Linked DNA regions of Homo sapiens: region 1 is linked to region 2. The links are chromatin contacts, found by Hi-C or POLR2A ChIA-PET in ENCODE. All regions are on one chromosome and are shown on one strand. Each heading gives the region's core, a stretch centred on a gene start or an enhancer-like site at or near the end of the contact. The rest is flanking DNA. Distances are from core to core; before and after follow the strand shown. Region 1 overlaps LOC105374524 (a long non-coding RNA gene). Region 2 has its middle 450 kb from the start of ADGRA3.

What was found. Hi-C counts contacts between places; a loop is a spot of excess contacts on that map. ChIA-PET counts read pairs that join two places held with the same protein, here RNA polymerase II (POLR2A). Pooled maps may share reads with other maps.
Region 1: a loop to region 2 is called in a map of Calu3, with 2.3 times the contacts of the local background. The contact joins two enhancer-like sites. A Hi-C loop is called at or near these places in 1 of 168 maps with a recorded cell type or tissue (Calu3) and 2 of 50 pooled maps. POLR2A ChIA-PET finds 5 or more read pairs at or near these places in 1 of 52 experiments (activated T-cell).

Annotation. Positions count from the first base shown.
Region 1 is chr4:23,331,904-23,336,241 of GRCh38, forward strand. It overlaps LOC105374524 (a long non-coding RNA gene), which reads left to right. Exons shown (of 19, transcript XR_007058437.1): 15 at 426-589; 16 at 1,523-1,623. All of the region lies in intron 2 of LOC105374523 (a long non-coding RNA gene), which reads right to left. Among named protein-coding and RNA genes, the nearest start is that of PPARGC1A-AS1, 440 kb to the right of the region's middle. RefSeq lists enhancers at 2,293-2,342, 2,403-2,632. Within about 2 kb of position 2,193, at least 4 of the 41 ENCODE cell types and tissues checked have a DNase peak (open chromatin) inside an H3K27ac peak, as active enhancers do.
Region 2 is chr4:22,967,902-22,972,403 of GRCh38, forward strand. No RefSeq gene overlaps it. Among named protein-coding and RNA genes, the nearest start is that of ADGRA3, 450 kb to the left of the region's middle. Within about 2 kb of position 1,735, at least 2 of the 41 ENCODE cell types and tissues checked have a DNase peak (open chromatin) inside an H3K27ac peak, as active enhancers do.

The DNA.
Region 1 (4,338 bases), core at 943-3,442, 360 kb after region 2:
TCAAAGAAGTAACATGAAGAAAAATGATGATTTTAGTTTTAAAATATGATAATCTATTCTTCTTTAAAAATAATTAATATCACAAGACCTAAAGCCTTCTTGTTCACTCTCTTCTCCGGTAAGCTTCATTTTGAAAAAGGCTAAAAACTTTTAGGGAGATTCTCTAGGGAGTTCTGGACTTGACATGCGAAAGTGTCAGAGTCTAGCTTTCATAGTAATAGAGAGGTCAAGAATGCTGCTGAAAAGCATTCTGGGGCTTACCTTGAAATGGGATATTAAGTGGACTCCAGAATTTTAAAGGAGCCAGTCTAATACAGCTCCTTAAGATAAACTAGATGTACCTAAAATGTGACTGCTTTTAAGTAGTTGGGAGAAACAAACATGAACAGATATTTTTAAATTACAATATATAACTTCTTCCACAGAGGCACAATTAAAGTGCTAAGAAATCACTGCAGACAGAGAACCTGACACTGACAAGGAGAATTACATATGCATCAATGAGGAGCTGGCATTTTGGCTCAGTCTAGAAGTCATAGGAATTTTCCTGGAGAAAGTTTTTTCAAAGTGAATAGCATATGCAAAAATGGTAAGAACTATTGAGAAATAGAGAGATTTTCCTTGAATGCGAGTTCAGTGAGATTACAAGGTTTCCAATAGCTCCTTTTGGTAGTGAATAAAACTGAGTCAAATTTGCAGAAATCAGTAACTCAAGGGAATTCCTTCATTGGTCCTCTCACTAATGTGAGTGCATATGTGTGTGTTTTACGGGATGTGTGTGGGAGGGGATGTTTTTACTATTTCTCAGAGCCACACCCTACCTAAATATTGTACGCTCCAAGTAAATTGAGAAAATAAGTGTTGGAGATGGGGAGAATGGAAATGGAAAGATAAAGAAGAGTTTTATCTTTGAAAATAGATATTTATGGTACCTTATTTACTTTAAAATAAATGAGATACCTATTCATGCACATATCTCAGAATAATTACTGTATTTTCTAATGGGAGAAGCCTTAGAAAATATCCAGTTTATTGCCCTATTTTAAGAAATGAGGAAACTGAGTTTTAGAGAAGTTGAAACACGTTTTCCAACCATGGTTACTTGCAGATATAAAGAATAGAACTCAAATGTTTTCACTCTTAGTACAAAATTATTTCCTTTCTACCAATGCAGCTTTTAGACAAATCATCACATTATTAATTGATCAGTCAACAGTTTTTTATTGATTATACTACAATGGGCCTTATAACTGGGCTCTATAAGAAATGGGAAATAAAAAGAATGTATGAACTGAAGACAACCCATTAAAATATCAGAAAGACAAGGTAGCAGCAATTTTAAATGAGTCCCTGTATTAATTGCTGTTGCAGAACCTAATGTTACCAAATGTTCATTTGGATAAAGTGGATATCTGAAAATCATAACCTTGATTATTAGGTTGTCTGATATGTGCTGTGAATGAGAAGTAGGTAGACTTTATTTCACATGGTCATTCCAGTTGATTTACCGTGTTTTCTTCAGGCACTTTGCTGAGAAGAATTCTGAGGTCCTGTTTGATGTCAACAGAAAGAAATGCTATAATCAATGTGTAATGACAGCCATACTAGTGACAATAAGACCAGGTAATTATCAAATATGTAATCAGTATAATAATAAAATCTTATATTGTACCTTTCTTCGAAGAGCAAAGATTGTTTCCAAATTCGAGTCACGAAATTAAAACAGAAAGCCTTACTTCTTACTCCAGAGAATGACTGGATGCCAAAAGATTAAGTAAGCATCACTAATGTGCTTACATGAGACAATATTGTGGCCAATTATATTTCTATCCTGCCTACATTACTCAGATCTTAAGGTGATGTCACTATGCGTTTGAGTGTATGTATGTGTGTGTGTGTGTCTGTGTGTGTGTTATGACATTATACCTGGAGAGAAAAACAAATCACCAAGGCTGATTTCAGAAGAAGCTTTGGCATCCATATGCCACTCACCTTAATCATTTTTAAATCAGACTGTCCTTCAATCTTACGATTCAGTCAAGGAGCTAATTGTATCTTGTCAATGCCATAGATACCCTCAAAGTCCTATAAAAGATGTTCTGGGCTTATGTAGGCTGAATTAAAAGACATTCACTTGTGGTGGCTTTAAACCACATAGGATGACTCATCATATCAGTTATATCCACTTGTGCTGACGTTTGTCTTGCGTAACCATTGTGTTAAGTGCTTTCCATAAAAAGCCTTCATGCAAATCTTTTTTTTTTTTCCTGATCATTAAGGCACTTTAACACAAAGAGGTAGAACAGTACGTTGTAACCACATCCTGGGTTTGTTTCTCTGTAGGAAGATTGCTTTGTGCCTGAAAGCTGTACAGGATATTTAAAGACTAGAGCAAATGATTAAATTTACCCACTTTTTTTTTGTTCCTGGCAGCCTAAGCCCTAAGCTTTACCTGTCATTCAACTCATCTAAATGCCAAAGAAAAGGGCTGACACAGAGTAGAAATCTTGTCACATGACCTCACCCTCCTCCCCATCTCCTTTCTAAGGGCTCCTGCAATTGTCATTTACATTAAAGTTCCGTGCTTAGGCCTGCAGGTGGAGAATTGCTCTTTTGTTGAGAGTTAGTTTCTGTTACAGGTCAGAAAACAGAAGACTTTGTCAGAGGTTGGGCTGCTTTCTAAAGTAACTCATTGCCAGAATTTTCTAAACAAGAAAAAAAGCCAGAAAGCAAGGCAATTCTTGAAATGTTAGTACAAGATAAAGGTGTCCATTGGGAAATGAGCAACATGGCTCTGGGGTTCTCTTGAAATTCAGAGTTGAAGAATTTAGCAACACTGACACTTCTGACACGTAGAGGAAATGTGGGAGAAAATGCAGCAATTCAATAAATTCTACAAACATTTATATGCTACTGATAGGCTGGGCACTGCTCTAGGCCTCAGAGATACCAGAGACTGATTTAGACTATTTCTCCAGCTTCAAGGGGCCCAGCGTCTGTGAGAACAATTATGCATAAGCAGTTGTAGCAGAAGTACAGACTCAGTATAGTTGGAAGGGATTGAAGGGCACTGCAGAGTAAAATGAAACAGAGGGAATGGAAAGTTCTTCTCATGTCTCCCATCATCTTCGAGACTATTTTGAAGACATAAATACAGACATAGTGCAGTGTAGATAAATAGGCATGGCCTTTGGAACAAGTATGTCGTCAAATCATTTTCTGTCTAGGTGATCTTGGGTCAAGAAAGGTTAGGCAATAACCAGAGGATATTCCCTATATGTCTTCAAAATAAAGTCTATTGTTCTAAGACCATAGAAAATATGAAGATTTAACTGAAATAATGGTTCATATTTTAGCCTAAGTATATATCCTGTTATATAATCTGCTGTTACTTTCTTTTAATTATTTTTGTAGTGATTGTGAATTTCCTTTCTTCTTTAATCTTGTTTGTAATTAATTGGCTTTAGTGGATTCGGAACTAATGGATACTTTTCTTGAGATATTTAGAAAGTACAGAAAAATTCAGAAGGGAATGCTATGGTTTTAATGTTTGTCCCCTCCAAAACTCATGTGTTGAGAGCCTAATCATTAAGGCCACAATGTTGGGAGAGGGGGCTTAATGGGAGGTGTTTAGGTCTTGCGAGCTTTGCCTGCGTGAATTGATTAATGCCACAATAAAATGGTTTTTGAGAGTGGGCTCTCTCCCTTCCACTCTTCACCAATGTGAGAAGCAGCATTGCTCCACCTCTGAAGGAGACAGCATTCAAGGTGCCATCTTGGAGGCAGAGACCAGGCCCTCACCAGAAACCAAACCTGTTGGTACCTTGATCTTGGACTTTTCCACTTCCAGACCTATGAGAAATACATTTCTGTACTTTGTAAATTACCTAGTCTCAGGTATTCTGTTACAGCAGCACAAAACAAACTGAGACAAGGGAAATTAACCAATCTATAATCATCTTATCCCACCACCCAGACTTAATCACTGTTGGCATTTTCAAGCATTTTCTTCGAGAATTTTAATAACCTGTTTTATTTTCCTAAAATTTATTTTTTGGATATCTACCCCATCATGATTTATGATACAATCCAATTTTTATTGGTGGGAGTATTCATGCTTATAATTTATTTAATCAATCCCATATGATTGACTATTACTATTTATTTTTTACCAACATTATCACTTTTCAAGTGTTTCAACATTATCACCACTAGTCAAGAAAGAGGAGCCAATTAGATACATTCTATAAAAAGAACTAAAAATAAACTTTATAAAAGTCCTCTATTCATGAATTAATGACAATATATTTGAAATCAAGGTCTATGTCTTAAAATTAT
Region 2 (4,502 bases), core at 485-2,984:
CAGAAGTGAGGATGTTTGAAATATCGGATTACAAATATTAAATTAAAAGAGTTAATACAATTTTTTAGATGCTTAATACCCAATAAATGCTAAAATAATGTTACTATCAAACAATGGTCTTAATAAATGCTATAGAACATTGAAGCACCTAGTGGTCAAGAAAAGCTCGACAAATTAGGCAGGATTTGTAATGGCCCTTGGGAAGAAGTAAACTCAAACTGGATAATAGACAGGCTCTGGAATCTGGCTGCTCGGGTTTGAATTACAGCCTAATCACTTCTGTGCTATGTGAATGGGGGTTAAGTAATTAATTGACTCAGTTAACTCAGAGCCTGACTCTGATAAGTAACTCTGAGCCTTAGTTTTCTCATCAGTAAACTGGAGAGAAAATAATTGGTTCTACTTCAAAGGTTGTTGAGAGAATTAAATAAGACATGCAAAAACAGTATATTGTCTCGTATATGGTAAATGCTCTGGAACCAGAATTAATTTTATCAAGCATTTTCTACGTTCTTAGCACTACTTACATGTGTCAACTCATTTTATCTTCACATCAACCTTAGGAGTAGTACATTATTATTCCCATCTTAAAGATGAAGATCCTGAGGTCCAGAGAGATTAAACAATTTGCTTTAGTTCACACAATCTGGAATTGTGATATCTGTGATTAAACCCTAGGCATTTGGCTCCAAATCTATGTTCTTTACTAAACTATACCAACTGTACAAACATCAGCCCTACTGCTATTACTACTACTACTACAATTTGCTTTAGTTCACACAATCTGGAATTGTGATATCTGTGATAAAACCCCAGGCATTTGGCTCCAAATCTGTGTTCTTTACTGAACTATACCAACTGTATTGTTGTTGTTATTGTTATTATTATTACATGTCATTAACACTTTCAGAAAGCTGACAAACATAAGACGAACAGGAGTACATTCTAGTGTGAGCAAAGATAGAAAGGTAGAGATCTATCTGACCTAATAGATACTCCCTTGGCCAGTTTGATTGAAGCGGGAGGCTTATGTAGGAAAGAGTAGGAAGCCAGATTGGAAAGCAGGGTTGGAGACACATTGCAGAAGATTTTCAATACAACACTAGTCAGATAGGGCTTTGTTATCTGGAAAATGGGAGGATTTTGAATCATTTTAGTAAGAGAATGATTAACTTACATTACTGTTTAAAATAAAGTGGGCAAGGAGAGCAGGTAGATGTATATATAGATGATGGTTCGTTCATTCATTGATTCATTCATTCATTTCCCATTCCTGTGTCCCACCCACTGTAATGCATGTTCAGAGCACAAATAAAAAGATATACTTCTGTCTTTAGGACAACGAATACAGTTACATATCCACAAACCTATGCTCTGTACAGTAAGAAACACACACCAACATAAAATGTGGCTTTAAAGTAATGAAGCTAATTGCACAAGACTCTTGTGTAATCTATCTTATCACTTTATAGCCTTAGCTCGTGTATAAAAATTATATCAAAATGTAAAAGCTGAGGAATTAATCACATTCCTTAGAAGTTATTCTTCTACGTGACTCACTCAGTGGGTACGTGATGGAAGGAACTTTTATGGTGGGGGAATTCCTATCAGTCACAGCTTTTATAACTGCCTATTGATGATATACACTGCTCCATAATGGCAGTGCTAAAACTGGCTTTTACTTCCTTAAACCATCATTGTATTGAACCATGTAACCAGAAAATCACAATGTGGTGATCTCTCTCTACACTAATCCTCCCCTGAGCGCTTAATGACTTGTCTGTTCATCCTGGAGATAATAAACCTAACATTGAAGCAATAGCTGTCTTGGTGACTTTGCATAAATCATTATTTGTAAAAGTGAAGGAAAACCTATAGATAGGAGCCAAAGACTGGGATTGCTCAACTTTCAGGAATTAGCTCTGATAATTGCTGTGGCTGCATTAGGAATGCACTGAACAAATACATGCAAACCAAAAAGTAAATATTATTTCTCAAAATGATCAATATAATAACTTCCAAGACAGGAAGGGCAATTATGAAATATCTTAGCAAGATTTGTCTAAGCAAAATAACATTATAATGAAATGCTTGCTAGGGCAGAAAATGGGAAACAAGCAAAGAACTAAAGAAATATGGACAGTTTACTCTTCCACAGCTAGAAATCAAGGTGATGTGTTGTAAGAAAGTATATATGGAAAACAGTTGTTAATATAGTACAATTTACAATTTTAAATCGAGTTGTTTCCAATAATTTTAAAAGATGGCTGCAATTAAAATAGTTTTCTGAAGGCTGAAAACCTATTGGTTTCCCAAATGATTTTTATACTATTCTGTTTTCTTCAGCTTTTCTCTTCCTACCTTGAACCACTGTTGAAATCATTCTATTTCTCAGCATCCTCCTAAGCTAAGAGAACACAAACATTTTATTGAAGCAAATACAGATAGAATTTCTCCCTCAACATAGATTCACAAGAAAACAAGGCAAAGACAAACTGAAGAGAGAAGTAGGATATAGCACTATATTCAGTCCAGTTGCCTGATTTCCATTAGCCTTATCCTAATTTCTTTTAGGCTCTTGTCCCAGGGGCCAATTTTGTTGTTCAGAAGGCATACAGGCATATAGATGGGTGGCTCAGCCAGCAGAATGTACTCTTAGATTAATCAAAAGGAGCTAGGTTAGTAGCTACTAATCCTGGAAAGGAAAGCATGAATACACTGCTGAGTTTGCAGCTGATGGAATACCATACTAATGGGTTAGCAACTGGCTCAGAGTCTGAACAGGGAGTTCTGCTTTTATTTTTCATTCCCTAATGTCTTCTCTTCACAATCTCTTGCTTTCTCCTGTACTCTGATTCCTTTCTCTCTTTTTTCCTTTCTTCTACAATCTTTCCATTTATTCCTCCTACCTTGATTGTTGCAATGGCCTTCTAAATTGTTTTTCTGATCCCACACTTGCCCCTACAGTCTGTTCTTAGTATTGTAACTAGGGAGACCTTTTTATAACATAGGTCAAGTTGCACCCCTTCTCTGCTCAACACCCTGCCCTAGCTTCTCATTTCAAAGCTAAATCCTATGCCAAGGTCTTTAACATCCTACATGGTCCAGCCCTCTGTTCAGTTGCTGAGCTCGTCTTTTTTACTCTCTCCCAGGCAAGACAAGCCCACTCCCCAGTATCTGCATGACCCACCCTCACCTCCTTCAAGTCTGCTTAAATCTCAGCCTCTCAATGACCACTTACCACCCTATTTAAACTAAAATCAATCTTCCCTTCTTTTTCTTGACCGTGGTATTCTTGATTTCTTTTAGCCTATTACTCATAACATATTACACAGTTTACTTATTTATGTTTATTGTTTGTTGTCTGTCTTTTCCTACTAAGCTCCATTAGAATGGGGTTTTTGCTTGTTCAATGTTTTATTCTATGAGCCTAAAACAGTGCATGAGAAAAACTGGCATCCAATAAATGCATTTGTTGAATAAACAAAAGTAATCTATCTTCTGAGAGGAAGACAGACAATACAACTGGTAAGTGTAATGATGGAGGTCTATAGCATGATATTTTATCATTTTTTAATGGATACATAAAATTTTACATCTTTGTAGGGTACATGTGATATTTTGTTACATGCATAGAATGTGTAGTTATCAATTATCAAATTATCAAGTGCTCATCCCTTTGAGTATTTATCATTTCTATATATTGGAACAATTCAAGTCCCCTATTCTAGATACTTAGAAATATAAAATACATTGTTAACTATAGTTACTCTAATCTGCTGTTAAACAATAGAACTTATTATGCTTTTTTTAAGTTGTAACTTATGCCTTCTATGTAGCTGTATCTTTGCACCTGTTAATCTACCTCTCTTTATCCCCTCACTTCCCCACCCACCCTTCCAAGCCTCTACTATCTATCATTCTACTTTCTACCTTAAGGTCAACTTTTTTACCTCCTACATATGAGTGAGAACAAGAAATATTTGTCTTTATGTGCCTGGGTTAATTCACTTAATGTAATGAGCTCTAATTCCATCCATATTGCTGAAAAGGAAATAACTTTATTCTTTTTTATGGCCAACTAGTATTCCATTGTGTATATATACCACATTTTCTTTATCCATTCATCTATTGATAAACACTTAGGTTGATTTCATATCTTTGCTATTGTGAATAGTGCTGTGTTAAACTTGCAGATGCAGGTATCCCTTTGATATACTGATTTCTTATTCTTTGGATAGATAGTAGGGAAATTGCTGGGTTGTATGGTAGTTTTGTTTTTAGTTTTTTGAGAAATCTACATATGGTTTTCCATAGTAGTTGTACTAATTTACATTTTTACTATGGTGTACAAAATTTCTCTTTTTTTCTACATTATTACCAGAATCTGTTATTTTGTCTTTCCATTAATAGACATTTTAACTGAGCTAAGATAATACCTCATTGTAGCTTTGATTTGCATTTTTCTCATTACTAGTGATGCTGAGCTTTTTTCCATATAC